4 separate regions of the Homo sapiens genome follow, and all the other regions are linked to region 1. Evidence: chromatin contacts called from ENCODE Hi-C or POLR2A ChIA-PET data. All regions are on one chromosome and are shown on one strand. The core of a region is the stretch at or near the end of the contact, and the rest is flanking DNA. Distances in the headings are between cores, read along the strand shown. Region 1 has its middle 19 kb from the start of CLIC4. Region 2 holds the start of NIPAL3 (NIPA like domain containing 3). Region 3 has its middle 7.9 kb from the start of LINC02793. Region 4 has its middle 59 kb from the start of LINC02793.

Region 1 (4,124 bases), core at 1,536-4,035:
CCTGGGTTACACAAATAATTTCAATACAATGTGGCATCCAGTGTCCAGCAGTGCAGGATCCAGAGGAGGAAGTGGTTTATTTGGACTGAGGGTGGAGGTGTGTTTGTGGGAGATCCCTGGAGCCTTTGCCTCTGAATCCTGAAATATGAGAAGTATTTCTCCAGCCGGAAAAGCCTGAGAAGAGGGTCAGAGGTCCCAGCACAAGCAAAGATCTGTGGGCTTCATGGGGCAGAGTAGCTGGGAGTGGAGGAGTGTGGAGACGGCCCCTTTGAAAGCAGAACTCGCTCCTCCCACCTCCATCTCGGGGCTGATAGCATAATCAGAATAGCTAACATTACTGAGTGCTCACTTCCCCGGGGTTCAATCCTCAGGACAGGTCTATCAACGGAGGGGAGGTATTGCTATTCCCCATTTTACAGATGGGGAAAGTGAGATATAGAGAGGTTAAATAATTTGCCCAAGGTCACACAGCTGAAAGGGCAGAGCTGGGCTATGACTCCAGGCAGTCTGACCCCAAAGCCAATGCTTTCAACATGCCTCTACTGCCCTCCCCAAGCCCCATCCCTGCAGGAGGAGGGCAGCCGGAAGGAGAGAGAGAAGTCCTGTTAGTCCAGTGCCATGAATCACAGCAGCTGGTGGTGGCCTCAGCAGGGAGACCCGCATCTGACAGACAAAGGCGGGAAGCTGGGTTTTGTCTCCAGCAGGCAGGGCAGGGAGATGGCCATTGTATAAGCCTGACCCCCTCCTTAGGCCTGAGAGACAGGGAAACTGATATGTAAAAGATCAAGAGCCAGAAGATCTTGCTTCGTAGGACTTGAGTTGAATCTTGAAAAAGTGAGAAAAAGAAAAATAGGCTGGGGTGAGGTGGCTCATGCCTGTAACTCCAGCACTTTGGGAGGCCGAGGTGGATGGATCACTTGAGCTCAGAAGTTCAAGACCAGCCTGGGCAACATGGCAAAACCTTGTCGTTACAAATAATACAGAAATTAGCCAAGCCTGGTGGCGCACGCCTGTAGTCCCAGCTACTCGGGAGGCTGAGGCATGAGAATCGGTTGAGCCTGGGAGGCGGAGGTTACAGTGAGCTGAGATGGCGCCATTGCACTCTGGCCTGGGTGACAGAGTGAGACTCTGTCTCAAACAACGACGACAACAACAACAACAACAACAACAGCAGACTCCAGCACTTTGGGAGGCTGAGATGGGTGGATCGCCTGAGGTCAGGAGTTCAAGACTAGCGTGGCCAACACAGTGAAACCTCGTCCGTACTAAAAATACAAAAAATTGGCCAGATGCGGTGGCTCACGCCTGTAATCCCAGCACTTTGGGAGGCCAAGGTGGGTGGATCAAGAGGTCAAGAGATCGAGACCATCCTGGTAAACATGGTGAAACCCCGTCTCTACTAAAAATACAAAAATTAGCTGGGCGTGGTGGTGCGTGCCTGTAGTCCCAGCTACTCGGGAGGCTAAGACAGGAGAATTGCTTGAACCTGGGAGGCGGAGGTTGCCGTGAGCTGAGATCACGCCACTGCACTCCAGCCTGGTGACAGAGTCAGACTTCGTCTAAAAAAAAAATAGCTGGGCTATTACAGGTGGCGGGTGCCTGTAATCCCAGCTACTAGGGAGGCTGAGGCAGGAGAATCACTTGAACCCGGGAGGCAGAGGTTGCGGTGAGCCGAGATCGCACCATTGCACTCCAGCCTGGGCAACAAGAGTGAAACTCCGTATCAAAAGAACAAAAAAACAAAACAGACTGTCTCCTGAAATCCGCAGAGTCCCCTCTTGCTATCCTTGGAATCCATCTGTGGCTCCCACCCCTTCCATTCACTGTTCTGGCTCTTTTAAGAGATTCCCCTTTCGGAGAGACCCTGGCTCCACCTGGAAGGAGCCAAGGCTGACTTGCCCCGGTGTGCTGCCAGCCAAGTGGCTGTTTCCACAGAAATGAGCACCTCCAAGCTCAGGGAACAAAACTTCAAAGATGCCCTCTGCCCGTCCTGGTTTGCACTCCCTCCCTCCAAAGTGTCCACATGAATAAGCTCTCCTCTCCCATTCAACCTGCAGGACCCCAGGCCAGGTGAGGCAGGCAGCTGCTCTTCACTCGTTCCTCCCTGCACTTCCGCACCAAGAAGAGAGGCCACACTTTTTTTTTTTTTGAAACAGGTGTGTGCCACCAAGCCCAACTAATTAAAAAAACTTTTTATTTATTTATTTGAAGAGACAGGGTCTGACCATGTTGCCCAAGCTGGTCTTGAATCCCTGGACTCAAGCAATCCTCTCACCTCAGCCTCCCAAAGTGCTGGAATTATAGGCGTGAGCCACCGCACTCAGTGAGGTCACCTTCCTTCCTTCCTTCTTTCCTTCCTCTCTCTCTCTCTCTGTCTCTTTCTTTCTTTCGATGGAGTTTTGCTCTTGTCGCCGAGGCTGGAGTGCAGTGGCGCGATCTGGACCCACTGTAACCTCCGTCCCCCCAGATTCAAGTGATTGTCCTGCCTCAGCCTCCCAAGTAGCTGGGATTATAAGGCATGCACCACCACGCCCAACTAATTTTTATATTTTTAGTAGAGACGGGGTTTTGCCAAGTTGGCCTTGAACTCCTGACCTCAGGCGATCCACCTGTGTTAGCCCCTCAAAGTGCTGGGAATACAGGTGTGAGCCATGACACCCTATACGTGTAGCTTTTTAGAAAGCATAACAGCACTCTCCCCTCCACTTTCAAAAGTGGGCCCCAGCGGCTCAGACTCCCTTGCCAGTTTCACTTTGGAAAGATGCAGTATGTGAGCAGTGCTGTCTTATTTCCCAGCTGGCCGGCCCAGGAGGCCCAGCCCCAAGGACCAGACACTGTGGGTTGGCCTCGGGGACGATGATCTAAGACAGCTGGAGTGTCTTCCTGGCTGTTAGCAAAAGAGAAACCAACTAATTCACCACAAAGTCCTTAAAAAGAGAAGTAATAGGATGAGTTCTGGCACCTCACTTAAGTCCAACAGGAGTGGGGAAATTCCCCTAAATATCACTTGGGGATCCAGCTTTTCCCTCTCTTTGAACCTCTTTGATGTTTATTTAATGTAATTAATTAACTTATTTAAATTTTTGAGACAGGGTCTCACTCTGTTGCCCAGACTGGAATGCAGTGGCACAATCACGGTTCACTGCAGCCTCGACCTCCTGGACTATAGCAATCCTCCCACCTCAGCCTCCCGAGTAGCTGGCACTACAGGTATAAGCCACCATGCCCGGCTAATTTTTTGTACTTTTAGTAGAGCCAGAGTTTCACCATGTTGCCAGGCTGGTCTCCAACTCCTGGGCTCAGGTGATCCTCTTGCCTGGCCCCCATTTATTTTAATTTGAAGTAATTTCAAACTAACAGGAAACTTGCAAAAATAATGTAAAGAACTCTTAAATACCGTTTACCCAGATTCATCAATTGTTTTGCATTTTGCCACATTTATTTTCTCTTTCTACAGAGTAGATATGAATCCATATCTACATCTATATAGAGAGAAAATAAATGTGGATACATATCTATATGTATATATGGAGATAAACTGATAGACATAGATGTGGATATACACATACATATAATTTTTTTTTTTTTAAGATACAGAGTCTCGCTCTGTCGCCCAGGCTGGAGTGTGGAGTGCAGTGGCCTGATCTCGGCTCACTGCAACCTCTGCCTCCTGGGTTCAAGCAATTCTCCTGTCTCAGCATCCCGAGTAGCTGGGAATACAGGTACATGCTGCCACGCCCGGCTAATTTTTTGTGTTTTAGTAGAGACAGGGTTTCACCGTGTTGCCAGGGCTGGTCTTAAACTCCTGAACTCAGGTAATCCGCCCACCTCAGCCTCCTAACATGCTAGGATTACAGGCGTGAGCCACCGCACCCAACCCTTTTTATTTTTATTTATTTATTTATTTTGTTTTTTTGAGATGGAGTTTCGCTCTTGTTGCCCAGGCTGGAATGCAATGGCGTGATCTTGGCTCACCGCAATCTCCACCTCCCCGGTTCAAGCGATTCTCCTGCCTCAGCCTCCTGAGTAGCTGGGATTGCAGGCATGCGCCACCACACCCAGCTAATTTTGTATTTTTAGTAGAGATGGGGTTTCTCCATATTGGTCAGGCTGGTCTTGAACGC
Region 2 (4,613 bases), core at 415-2,914, 310 kb before region 1:
GGTTCAAGCGATGCTCCTGCTTCAGCCTCCTGAGTAGCTGGGATTACCGGCGCTCGCCACCACGCCAGGCTATTCTTTTTGTATTTTTAGTAGAGACAGGGTTTCACCACGTTGGCCAGGCTGGTCTCGAACTCCTGACCTCAGGTGATCCACCCGCCTCGGCCTCCCAAAGTGTTGGGATTACAGGCGTGAGCCACCACGCCCGGCCCCAAGCCCTGTTTCTAACAGAAGAAAAAAAAAAAAATTGACATGGGCGACTATACAAGGGCAGCCACTTAGTATTCCAGGAGCCCCTCTTCACACGCTTCAGGGCAGGGCGGTCTCAGCGACCTTGTCACTCCCCTGCTTAAAGTCCTCCAATGGCTCGCCTTTAAATTTAGGGTGAAATCCAAGCTTTTTTTTTTTTTTTTTTTTTTTTGACAGGGTCTTGCTCTGTCGCCCAGCTGGAGTGCAGTGGCGCGATCTCGACTCGCTGCAACCTCCGCCTCCCGAGTTCAAGCGATCCTCCCGCCTCAGCCTCCTGAGTAGCTGGGACCACGGGCGCTCGCCACCACGCCCGGCTAATTTTTAAATTTTTTTGTAGAGATGGGGTCCCACTATATTGTCCAGGCTGGTCTCAAACTCCTGGGCTTAAGTGATCCTCCTGGCCTCCCAAAGTCCTGAGATTACAGGTGTGAGCCACCGCGCCGGCCCCCAAATATGTTATTTATAAACTGTCCCTGGCCCGTCCCTCAGATCGCAGGCCCAACCACGCCCCCAGAAAAATCTCTCACCAGCCCTGCTGGCCTTCGGGCAGTTTCTACAATGCACCAACTCGTTCCTCTCCCATGTTCCCAAGGAGCTTTCTCTGCCCCACGATCTGAGACTAGAACTGCCTCTTTCTCATTGTTGATGTCTAGGCCCAAATGACATTTCTTCATACGTAAAACGGGCTTCAAGTCTCACTCATGGCTGTGACGATCTGAAAGCAAATGCGTGTATATGACAACGTGTGAGCGATGAGAAGCTTGTCATCTGTAAAACTCCATGCGCATGTTAATTATCATGGCCGTGATAATTATGTACATTATAGAAACATTAACCAAGCGCTGGGCTCGTTTCAGGACCTTCAGTATTGCTGGGAGGCTTGGTATCCGACAGGTGTTCCAGGAGGGCAGGAAAGGAGAGATATGTTTGGTCCCAAGTCTCGCGAGGGCTCTGGGGAGCGCTGGGTCTTCAAGGACGTTTTGGATTTGAATACTTGGTGAGAGCGTCGGGTAGGGGAACAGCAGGAGCAAAGCCCGGAAGGTGGCTATGAGGATAAGAAGGGAGGACACCTGGCAGGCTGCTAAAACCAGGCCCACCTGCCGGGCAGGTGGAGGCGAGCAACCACCTAAGCTCTCTGGGACAGCGGGAGAGGGGGCAGGGGAGTCGCCGCACCATTCTTCCTGTGGCCGCTAGGGGGTCCCCGCTCCAGGTGAGCGCCAAGCTCTAGCCCCAGGTCGCTCCCTTATGCTTCAAGCAAGCTTTGCAGCGCAGCCAATTGCCAGGGGCTGTCCCGCCTACTCCCCGTCCTCGCAGCCACTTGCCTGCGCGAAATGCCTGCCAACTTCTGACTGGCAGGCAGTCTGGCAAATCAAATCGCGACCTTTGAAAGCAAAACACTGCAGCATCTTGGCAGCTCTGAATTGGGAAGGGATGAAGGAGGCTGTGCCTCCGGGTTGCACGAAGAGTCCGAGTCATTTCTCAGAAGGTTTTGATAGGTGGGCCTTAGAGGAGACGCCGCCGGTGAGTAGTGATTAACACCGGGAGGAAGGGGAATTGAATTTAACCTTCGTTTTTTTCTGGAAAAAGCGAAGTCACCTAACGTCCCCTAGTGTACATACCCTTCCTTCTTACTGTCACCAGCCTCGCCAACCTGGGTCCCGTTGCCTTGGAATGTTCTTTCCAGTTTTGCATCGAGGCCAAGAGGAGCGGGGGCATGGGCTACCTTACTAAAGGTGATGCCAGGCTCTACCAAACCAGGAAGTGACATGGAGTTAACTTTGCCAGAATTTCTCCTCTTCGTGCCGAGCGGCTCGGGCTTCCTGGCGGCAGCAGATGGTGGAGTTAGCAGGTGGGATGAGGGGAGGCGTTCTTGGTCTAAGCCCGCTTCTGGAACAGAGGTGCTGTCTCCTCGAGTTGTAAGTTTCCAGCTCAGTGGGACGGGACGGAAGAATGTAACCTTCTCGTGAGCCAAAGCCGAGGAACGGGAAGCTTGGCAGGGAACTGGCGCTCACCTCCAGAAGCCAGATCGTCGGGTGGTGGGAAAGAGCGTGTTTTATTGATTTGTTCAGAAAGAGGCAAATTCGAATACAGACGCTATGAGCCACGGCTGTCTCATTTGTAAAACGTGCTCTGTGGGATTGGTGAAATCCGTCATCGAGATAAACGGGGTGGGAATGGAAGCAGAGCACCTAGTGAATTCTCATTCCTTCCTTGGGTCAGTGACCACGTGCTCTAATTGTGGGGTGGTTGACAACGCAGAGGTGACTGCTTGCCTCTCGGGCATATGTAGGTCCTGAAGAAATGCTTCGAAATCAGGAAAAGAGAGTCACCAGGTGAAAAGTATGTGTCTTATAAGGGAGTACAGCTTGCAAAGGGTTCCTCCAGGCTTTCAGTCCGGACTCCCACCCAGCTGAGGGAGAGCCTTCAATCTTTGCAGGCGATGCTTCAGAGGCCTGCGAGTTCCTGAGGCAGAGAGGGAAGCTGCTTTTTAAAAGAAAAATTAAACCACAGCAATGCCAACCACCACAAACAAAAGCAAAACCAGAAAAGCACTTGGGCAAACTACTCTGAAGGATGTTAGGAGGCCTGGGTTCCCACCACTCCCTTGATTGACATGTCGCTAAGGTCTGTTGGCTTTCTCTGACCTCCTGTGGGTGGGGCTGAGTATATCTGCTTGTTGAAGCTCTGGAGTTGTGGTTGATTAGGCCTTAGAAAGGCATTCTTGACTGCGAAGGGGCCACAGTGCACCCAGTGCTTAACCAGCCTGCATTTAGTCAGTCGGTTGGTATGTATACAAGTCACTGTCAGGCTCTGGGCTAGATCTCATTTAGTCAGTTGGTTGGTATGTATAGAAGTCACTGTCAGGCTCTGGGCTAGATCTCAGCTGGGAGCAACTGAACAGGGTATTCCGCAAACACCTCACTGGAGTTTGCGCTCCTCAACTCCATGACTGCTTCATGGTTGAATGCTTCCCGGGGCCTCTCAGAGGTAGAAAGAACCCTGAGCCACTCTTAAGGCTCTTATGATTATTACAAATGCTAAAACATTTTTACAGAAATGTAACACAATAATGCTTTTCACATGTACGTGAAAGTATAGTGAACAATTATGCTTTCCACAAGATTGCAAACACATATTCATAGGGTTTTACAGGCAGGGAAGTCTAGCTATGGGATGTGAATTACCTGATAAAGTTACCCGGTGAATGCTTACATCTCATGTCTGTATATTGGATATATAACCTCGTCTGCAGGTAGTAGCAATAATTTCATCCTGAGGCCCTCTGACAAAGTGAAACCAAGCCAAATGGTTTCTGTAGCTGTCCCTATGCTAAACCTGCATTTGTTGTATCCCAGGACTGGACATGGTGTTCCCCTTATCACATATGTATGTGCTGTCCACACCATGAACCAGAATTCCTGGGCCTAGGGCCGGATAGCAGAAGGAACTGGAAGCTACAGGATACACAGGAGGCAGCTCTCTGAAGCCTCAGGGAGTGGCAGAAATTGTTTAGCTCACAGTGAGCCCTCAGTAAATATTTGTTGGATGAATGCATGAGAGAGAAAGGAATGGACAAAATAAATAATTAAACAGGAGAGAATAAAATTAATCTTAACAGCAGCTCACATTCATGGACCATTTGCTATGCCTGCATTTTACATGTATGATTTCATCAAATTCTCATGACTGCCATGTGGAGTGGGAACATTATTATCTATATTTCACAGCTGGAGAAACTGGCTGAAAAGTTAAATGACCTGGCAAAGGTAAAACAGGTAGCACATGGCACATCAAAAGCAATTTAAAACATTTTTCTATTAAAATAAACATAGACTATGCAGTAGAATACATTTCTAAAAAATGTATAAAAAGTCCTCAAAGAAAACCCTAACACTTTTAAGCAGGGTTTTGGCCATGCCTCCTAGGACACTAGAAGTATACTTTCTCTTCTCTGTTTGGTAGCAAATTTTGAGAAGTGGCACACACCTGTAATCCTAGCACTTTGGGAGGCTGAGGCAAGTGGACTGCTTGAGCCTAAGAGTTCAAGACCAGCCTGATAACATGGCGAAACCCTGTCTCTACAAAAAAATTAGCCAGGCCTTGTGGCACGCGTCTGAGGTCCCAGCTACTTGGGAGGCTGAGGGAGGATTGCTTGAGCCCAGCTTGAGGCCATGTTTGTGCCACTGCACTCCAGCTTGGATGACAGAGTGAGATTCTGTCTCCAAAAAAAGGAAAAGTTCGGGAAGCACTGAAAATATAAGTCCGATGAAATTAGTAGGGATTCTCATCATTGCTGGGTTTATTTGAGGCCACATTATTACCCCCACTTTACAGAGGAGGCAACTGAATCTCTGAGAGGCAGAGTT
Region 3 (4,466 bases), core at 95-2,594, 300 kb after region 1:
AACCACACCCCATTCACGGTTTGGAGGGGAGCCTCACTCCAGGGCTGGGTTTCCCAGGGTCTGTTCTGCCCTGCCAGACACTCTCAGGCTCCCTAGGAAGAGGAGGATGGAGACTGGAGAGATGGAGGGATGGAAGGATGGAGGCTGGAGAGATGGAGACTGGAGGGATGGAGGATGAAGGGATGGAGGCTGGAGGGATGGAGGGATGGAGGCTGGAGGAATGGAGGCTGGAGAGATGGAAGGATGGAGGCTGGAGGGATGGAGACTAGAGGGATGGAGGCTGAAAAGATGGAGGGATGGGAGGGATGGACGCTGTAAGGATAGGGGCTGGAGGGTGGAGGCTGGAGGGATAGAAGGATGGCGGGATGGGAGGAATGGAGGCTGGAGGGATGAAAGGATGGAGGCTGGAAGGATAGAGGCTGGAGAGATGGAAAGATGGAGGCTGGAGCAATACAAGGATGGAGGCTGGAGGGATGGAGGCTGGAGGGATAAAGGAGGAAAACAAAGAGCGGGAGGGGTCTGGGCACTAGGCTAGGGCCTCAGCTGCTGGGCCTGTACCATGGCAGGGAATCCATGAATCCTGGAGGCATTTTTGGCTGGTTCCAAAGTCAGACAAAGTGTGAACCTCTCTCTGCTACAACCTTGGCCAGAAAGTCTGGTGCAGAGACGATGAGACACTGGGGACCCCCACTTGTTCACATTTGTTCCGTTGCTCACTTGTTCAAAAAACACGCGTGAAGCCCCTGCTTGGAGCCAGGCACTGGGCTGGGTTCAGGGTTTCCAGATGAATCAGGCCTGCTCCCCGGGGGACTCCCAGTCGTTCAGAAGAGAGACAGACATTGAAACAAATAATTAAAGACACGAATGAAAGCCTCTGAGATAAAAATACACAAGATCGGTGAACACAGAGAGAGTCACTGAGACAAGCTTAGGGTTGACCCTAAGCTTGAACCAGAGGGAAAACTCAGACCTCCACCGAGTAGGATGGGCAGTGGGAGGCTGGGGTGCAATGATCCTGAAGGATGCTGAGGGACCCACCACTGCTCCCGTGACCTCCACCTGACGTTCCTCAGGGAAGTGACACCCCCTCCAAAATATGCAACGAGAGAGGCCCTGGGGAGACGCAGGCTTGGGTTTCAGATGTGGGCGATTCTCACACGGGCTGCAGATTCTAGGCCTTGGTCTGCAGCCCGCTCACTCCACGCCGCTGAGACTCAGTTTTCTCATCTGCCAAGTGAGAGTTCTGGATTTGGAGATGATTATTACAGCTAATATTTGCTGAACATTTACTGTGTGCCAGGCATCGCGCCAGACACTTTGCATCGGTACCTCGTTCAGCCTTCACATCCGCCCAGTGAGGTAAGTGCTATTAATAGCAGAAGCCTCTTATCCAATGAGAGCAAAACCAGTGGTTGGTTAATAGAAAAAAAAATTAATGCAGGAAATCATATGATACATAAAGTAGGCATTTTATTGAACGTAACACGTGCGCGTGTACTTTTATGAGATGATCTTCTGATGCAGGGCCAAGGCTGTCTTTGAGACTGAGGCCCCCAGCTGGTGTCCTACCTTGTTTTTCTTGCATAAAACCAACCTGTGCAGCAGCGTTTATGGCTCTCATTAGGAGTCCTTTAAAGCGGAGTGGGACCTTAGAGATGCTTGTGAAGCCATCTGAGCACAGACTCCCTAGACTCCCTCTGGATTTTTAATAATCACCCCCTCCCTCCAGTTTTAGTCTACACCTAATTCAATGAAAGTTTGTGACGGATTTTAACTATTGTCTTCCCCAGTCTTTTATGGCTGTCTTGCCCACACCTCATTTGGCAGCACTTTTTTTTTTTCTTCCGTTGACAACTCGCCTATAACTGGGCCTTTGCAAAGTCCTTTCTTGGTTTTCTGTGACACGACTCTCTTTCCCATTCACATTCTGGTCTCCCTGGTTCGGCCACTACAGCCAGCAGCTGCAGGTCTGGGAAGAAGCCTCACTGAGTCAGAGGAGCCGCCTAGGTGGGAATAGCAGCGGCCGGCCTGCCTGGAACATTCAGGAAGCTGTGGCATCTACTAGCCTCTCTTTCAAAGGACAGGGAGAGTGTTTGTTAATCCAGAGTGGGTTGAAGGGAGGTCTTGTAAGGCACTTTCTATGGTTTGATTCCCATTCTACAGGTGAGGAAACTGAGGTACATGAAGTCACTTCCCCAAGGCCACCCTAGGCTCGTCTAGCTGGGATCTGAACCCAGGCCTGCCTGGCTCCACGTTCTTCATCCTCACACCCTGCTACCTCCTTGTTGCACCAGAGGGGGTCCCTGTGCAACCCAGGTCTGGCTTTCCTGCTGGAAGGACTTAAAGGATCTCTCTTGCATGTGGAATTTGAGGTGCATTTAAACATTGTCCACACTAAGCCTGGTACGGAAGATGGCCACCGATCTTGGGGCAAGGTCTTCTCCCTTGGTCCTGTGTCTCCACGCCCAGGCCTGGTATGCAGCAGGTGCTCATGAGTGTCAGGAGCTGGACAGGAACAGTCAGGATGCCTTTTGTGTTTCTGCCAGTGTCGCGAGCACCTGCTCTGGGGCATGCACCAGGCTGGGTTCCAGGATCTAACAGGAAGGAGAAGCTGGTCCCATCACTGGCCTCAGAGGTCAGTGTCTAGCAGGGTCATTCCATGTCCCCTCGTCCAAGCCTCCTCTGGTCAGACTTCCTCTGAGGGGACAGGGGGTTGTTAAATATGCAAAGGATGTGGATTTTGGAGTCAGACACATCTGAGCTCCAATTACAGCTCTGCCACTTATTGGCTGTGCGTGTAACCTCAGACCGATGGCCACCTCTCAGCCTCGGTACAAACGACAATGCCTCATTCTAGGCCCTTGGTGGGCAGACCCCCAGCAGGGCTAGGAGTCCCTTGAGCCCCAGGGAGGAGGAAGCCCGTAGGCAGGAGGGGTTCGGCTGTGGACAGGGGACCTGGCAGTCAGCTCCCAGAAGCTTCCGACCGTTGGTGGCTGTGGAGAGCGAAGCGGTATGCAGGGGAAATGAAAAGAGGCCAGACGTCGTCCAGGCCGCAGCACGCAAGGGCACCTCACTCCGCTCCTTCGTTCCCTCCCAGGCTCAGAAAGGGGAAGGCAGCCCAGACCAGGAAGTGGCCAGCTTCTGATGGCCACCGCATGGGGACCGCACCAGCCCCAGCAGGAAGTGGCTGGCCCCTTCCCACCCCCTGCCGAGCCAGGCCCTCCTGCACTCACACTTGGGAACCAGCCAGCCTGAAAGTCCCTGTTCTCAGGTTCTGGGACCAGCACTGCATTCTTAGAAGCCTGGGTCCGGCCGGGGCCCCTGATGTTGTGGCTGGGGGTCCACAGACCTGGGTTCTCAGCCCCGCTTTGCCACTTCCTCGCCCTGAAGCCTCAGCCAAGTTGCTTCCCCGTCTGGACCTGTTCCTCGTCTGTTAAATGGGGTGATCACCCACCACCCGCCGCCTCAGAGGGACAGTGAAAATGGGGAGTCCTGAAAGGCCAGAGCTGGAAAGTCCCCGAAGAGTCCTTACAGAGGAGGCAGGTGGGAAAGGAGGGAGATTGTCCCCGGTCCCACAGCCAGTGGGTAGCAGGGCCGTGAGGTTCTGGAAAGAGCACTGCATTGGGAGGTAGCACTTGGCCCAAGCCTCACTCAGCTCCTTCCTAGCTATGGGACCTTGGCCAAGTCAACCAAGGCCCCTGGGCCTTTTCCTACAAGACAGCAAACCTCGTCTCCCAGGGCTCCTGGGGCGCGCAGATGCTCCGTACTGTGTTGTGAACAGGAAGGGCTTCTTGCTGGAGGTAGACTGGAACTCAGATCTCAAGGGTTCCCGTTCTTTGCTGCCCCTCCCCTGAACTCCATATGCAAGGAGTGGGGTCTGGCACCTCCTGAGGGGAGGACTCCTCTTGCTTGCCTCTACCCCTGCCTCCCCCCATTGGGTGAGAGGTGGCAAATCTCTTTCCTTGATTCCACTGAGTCACTGGAGGCCGTGCTCTTGGAGGAGCTGCGTGTGAAGTCACCTCTCCCACATCAGCAGCCAGAGACGCCATTGCCACTGACACTGTGGCACCCAAACCCCCGTCTACTGCAGGCTGGCAGAGCCCTCCACAGACCCCGGAGCCCAAACAGCCTTTGTGGTGCAGCCAAGGGGTAAGGGGGAGGCTGGGCGGGGCCCGGAGCAGCCCTCCAGCAGCAGGCTTCCTGATGCTGTTGGCACCACTGCCCAGTCCCAGCTCAGGCTTCTGGAGAGTGGGCCTCAGGATGGCAGAGCTGGCAGAGGAGGTAGAGGCTAGCCCATCGTGGGGACAGAATGAGAGTCCATGGACCTAAAGAAGAGCTGGGAACCGCAAATCCCATGTGGAATTATGGGATATGTGTGTGTGTGTATGTATGTGTGTGTGTGTGTATGTATGTGTGTGTGTGTGTGTGTGTGTTCATATACACACATTATCTGCATTTCCCAAGGA
Region 4 (3,999 bases), core at 27-2,526, 370 kb after region 1:
CAGCTGAAGAGATCTGGGGCCATAGAAAGGTGGGCTTCCACCCCAGGTGAGCACTTTAATGGGCCTGTGGAGCCCCAGCAAGTTGCTGAGCCGTGGACTGGCAGGAGCAGTGCCCAAGTCTGGGCTGCACCTGAGCAGGGCCCCAGCCAGCTCTTCCCAGTCACAGGCAGGGGCTGGCTTCACCTTGGGCTTCAGGGCAGTTCCCACCCAAAAGTGCAGCCCCTCTGCAGTGCCCTGGGCTCAGCTAAGACTGGCTCCTGGCTGTAAGAACATCGGCCTCTTCCCCTCCATTGGGGTTGAGTGGGCAGAGCGGTTGGCCTCAGCACATGATCATTCCTTGCCTATTCACTCATCATCCCAATTAGTGAGCTGGTGGGAGCTGCCCCCTCATTTCCACAATGATCTATCTGCACGTGCCTAATCCCAGGAGCTGAGCCAAGAGAAAAAGTGATAGCAAGGTCTTGAGACTTCTCTGAAGGGGCTGGGCTGGGGTGTTTTGGGGTAGAGCCACTGAAATTGACGGGTCCAGGGAGGACCTATGGAGACCCAAATTTGAAATCTGGTGCCTATGTCAGGAAACAGGACAAAAGCTGGTGGATTAATGACAGCATTTCACATCAAGGCTCACAGAGTTGAGCATTCTCAGACCAAAGAGTCCATCTTTTCTCCATACACAAGGCGAGGGGAAGCAGGGAGAAATACAAGAAAACAATCACAAACCAAAGCTGAGGCCAGCAGGGACAAGGCACCGCAGCGTGTTTTTGGCTGCTTCTTTCTTCTCTGTCTTCTCCTGGCAGAGTGCAGCTTCCCCTTTGCTGACCAGACAGCACTGACCATCGGCCTCGAGAGATCTGGACTCCTTTAGCCCAAGTCGCTTCTAGTTGCTGTTGACACATTCACCACCTGCTTCCTGCTCTGCCAGAGCCACTCCAGGGAGGGCGTGATGGGGAAGAAGAGCTCTGGTCCCTCCTGTCTGCACGCAGTCCCAGGTCAGAGACAGCTGCGGTCACAGCCTCTTCCCCTCCTCTCTCTGCATGCAGCCACCCCCTGCCTCCTGTCACTAGCTCAGCTCAAAGGGCACCTCACAAAACAAGCCCCGGTGTGCACAGGGACATACGTGCACCCAAGATGTTCACCACAGCATTGCTTTAGCAGAATTCATCAGGTCAGTACAACAAAAGATCACACATTAAACATAAGACAGTCAGAGAGTGGGAAGTTGTTTATAATACACTAAGTCAGTGGTTCACGAATTTGCAGAGCAGCAGAACAATCTGGAGGGTTTGTTAAAACACAGACCACTGGACCCCACCCCCAGAGTCTCTGAGGTTTGGGGTTGAGAGGGAAAGCAAGAATTTGCACTTCTGACAAGCTCCCGGGTGATACGGATGTTGCTGTCAAGGGTCACACTTTGAGAGCCACTACATTAAGTAATAAAGAAAATTCAAAAATATATGCAACCTGATATCATTGTGGTTATGTGTAAATAAATGATTAAGATACTGGTGGGGCACAGTGACTCACACCTGTAATCCCAGTACTTTGGGAAACTGAGGCAGATGGATCACCTGAGATCAGGAATTAAAGACCAGCCTGGTCAACATGGTGAAACCCTGTCTCTACTAAAAATATAAAAATTAGCTGGGTGTGGTGGCACACGCCTGTAGTCCCAGCTACTCTGGAGGCTGAGGCAGGAGAATCGCTTTAACCAGGGAGGTGGAGGTGGCAGTGAGCTGAGGTCACACCACTGCACTCCAGCCTGGGCGACAGAGCAAGACAATGTCTCAAAAAAAGAAAAAAAAGATACTATCAGTCACTGTCTCTGTGTAATGACATCGATTCGAGGCTTTTTATCATTTTATTTTTTTTTCTGAAAAAAAGTTGTCTGCAGTAAACACAGTTATTTTTGTAATGAGAGAAAAATATTTAGGCACTTCCTTCATGACACCTCCCCAGGCATCCCCAGAGAGAAGTAACTGCCCCTCCCATCTCCCCCTTTCTGCTGGTGTCCTGCGGAGCTCTCCCTTCTGCCTTGTGTGGGTTAAGCTGTCCCCACACCTGTCCCCATCAATAGGCAGGAAATGCCTTACACAGGAACTCTAGCTCAGGCACCTCCCTGTCCCCACACAGGGCCTGGCATAGCGCATCTTTCTCCATCCAAAGCCAGTGGGAACTCACAAAGTGGGGTGGAGGTCATAAAACGAACGTGGACTCCCCAGTCCAGTGGCCTGGGACAAGCCTGAATTCTGCCACTGCTTGGCTTTGAGCTGTTTGGTCCCAACTATGGGTTCTGGGTTCTGGAATGGCCTAGCCTGCCCCCACTGGCCACCAGCTTGGCCTTCATAGCACCCAAAACCATAGCACCACCCCAGTTGGCTCCACATCAAAGGCCCTCCCCCACCAGGAAGCATTCTGGTTACCAAAATGGTCATTGGTGATGGCACCATTGTCCAGAGAGTCCCTGCAGGCCTGGAGATGCATTCCTTCAGGCCCAAAGACATGACTAGAAAACTGCACAATTGTCCTAACTCCAACACTTACCAGTAGCATGACCCTATATAAATAAACTTGCTATCTCTGCATCTTTATTTACCCACTTGTCCCATAATAAGGTTGCATTAGAGAAGTGACACTCACACTGCCCCCTCCTCAACCTCCCCCTGACAGACATGATTAATCAATCACATTATCCTATCTCCCTGAGCCAGGAAGCAGCCTCAGAATTTTCTTAACGCTAATTTCCAAGCATAGTTCTCCAATGCAAGCAAACCTTCAAGATAAAAGTTATTAAAATTAATTAATTGATTTTTTAAAAATATAAAAGCCATTTGCCATTGCTGACCTATATTATTCCCTGTTTCCCTGAAACCTAGAACAATGCTCAGCAGAGTAGCCATAGTCAATCTTCGTTCAATGAATCTACATGGATACACACCAGCTGTCACCGGTTATTATGAAAGGGAAATCTTTGGTAGCCACCAACCATCCTGTGCAAACTCCAGACCAACTACTTCCTCCTTCCAGGATCCCTGACCATTGAGTTGGCGCCCTCTGCTGTCCGTTGGCTGGTACTGCAAAGGACTGTCCATTCTCAGCCCTAAGGAACTGTGAAAATTGAGCAGAGAACGATGCCAGCCATTGACCTCGTAGTAAACAGACCCAAACTTCCTCATCATGATGACCTCCTGGGGTGGCTTTGGATGCAGTCGGCTGCAAGCCCCGCCAGACACCATGCACGTGAGTATCATTTAGTCTCTTTGAGCTTTGTTTTATCCTCCTCCCCTCTCCTTCCTGTGTCATCCGCAGAACTGAGGGCCCTCTGTTCCAATTCTCTCACTCCACAGCTGATAGGATTGAGGCCAAGTGAGGAGAGGGGATCAGTTCAAGGTCTCACACACCACTCAAACCAGAACTCGGGTCCCCATACTCCCAGCTCTGGGCTCATTGACACACCAGGTTGCCTTCCTCTTCTCTAACAGGTGGGACAGGACAGGCACAGTGGCTCACGCCTGTAATCCCAGCACTATGGGAGGCCGAGGTGGGTGGATCATGAGGTCAGGAGTTTGACACCAGCCTGGCCAACATGGTGAAACCCTGTCTCTACTAAAAATACAAAAATTAGCCAGGCATGGTGGCACACACCTGTAATTCCAGCTGCTCAGGAGGCTGAGGCAGGAGAATTGCTTGAACCTGGGAGGTGGAGATTGCAGCGAGCTGAGATCACGCTATTGCACTTCAGCCTGGGCGACAGAGCAAGACTCTGTCCCCCAAAAGAATCAGATAGGAAAGAAACTGCCCTGGGCTTGGAGTCCTTGCGTTCTCCAAGGGCTTCACCCACTTGCCGCGGGGTGGGGGACGGGGGGTGAGTTCTGCCTGGAGCTAAGGAGTTAGAGGGCCCCAGTTCAAACTCTCTGGCATCTTCTCGACATCTCTTTACCAAGATCTGCCTCATTTGGCCTCTACCCATCTCTCTGATGTCATCTCCCCACCCTTGCCCCC

The links. Hi-C counts contacts between places; a loop is a spot of excess contacts on that map. ChIA-PET counts read pairs that join two places held with the same protein, here RNA polymerase II (POLR2A). Pooled maps may share reads with other maps.
Region 2: a pooled map shows a loop between it and region 1 (3-fold over the local background). The contact joins the promoter of NIPAL3 here to the enhancer-like site in region 1. A Hi-C loop is called at or near these places in 2 of 50 pooled maps. POLR2A ChIA-PET finds 5 or more read pairs at or near these places in 4 of 52 experiments (GM10248, PC-9, WTC11 and 1 more).
Region 3: a loop to region 1 is called in a pooled map, with 2.7 times the contacts of the local background. The contact joins two enhancer-like sites. A Hi-C loop is called at or near these places in 2 of 37 single-sample maps with no recorded cell type and 2 of 50 pooled maps. POLR2A ChIA-PET finds 5 or more read pairs at or near these places in 2 of 52 experiments (A673 and activated B cell).
Region 4: a loop to region 1 is called in a map with no recorded cell type, with 2.5 times the contacts of the local background. The contact joins two enhancer-like sites. A Hi-C loop is called at or near these places in 1 of 37 single-sample maps with no recorded cell type and 1 of 50 pooled maps. POLR2A ChIA-PET finds 5 or more read pairs at or near these places in 1 of 52 experiments (HEK293).

The regions. Positions count from the first base shown.
Region 1 is chr1:24,724,871-24,728,994 of GRCh38, forward strand. No RefSeq gene overlaps it. Among named protein-coding and RNA genes, the nearest start is that of CLIC4, 19 kb to the right of the region's middle. RefSeq lists an enhancer at 1-57 and a silencer at 468-762. Within about 2 kb of position 2,786, at least 24 of the 41 ENCODE cell types and tissues checked have a DNase peak (open chromatin) inside an H3K27ac peak, as active enhancers do.
Region 2 is chr1:24,414,138-24,418,750 of GRCh38, forward strand. It overlaps NIPAL3 (NIPA like domain containing 3), which reads left to right and starts at 1,665. Exons shown (of 12, transcript NM_020448.5): 1 at 1,665-1,767. It also overlaps a transcript of STPG1 not described here. RefSeq lists an enhancer at 4,447-4,613.
Region 3 is chr1:25,031,012-25,035,477 of GRCh38, forward strand. No RefSeq gene overlaps it. Among named protein-coding and RNA genes, the nearest start is that of LINC02793, 7.9 kb to the right of the region's middle. RefSeq lists a silencer at 105-154 and enhancers at 911-1,120, 1,661-1,710, 2,711-2,770, 3,451-3,510. Within about 2 kb of position 1,345, at least 10 of the 41 ENCODE cell types and tissues checked have a DNase peak (open chromatin) inside an H3K27ac peak, as active enhancers do.
Region 4 is chr1:25,098,560-25,102,558 of GRCh38, forward strand. No RefSeq gene overlaps it. Among named protein-coding and RNA genes, the nearest start is that of LINC02793, 59 kb to the left of the region's middle. Within about 2 kb of position 1,277, at least 4 of the 41 ENCODE cell types and tissues checked have a DNase peak (open chromatin) inside an H3K27ac peak, as active enhancers do.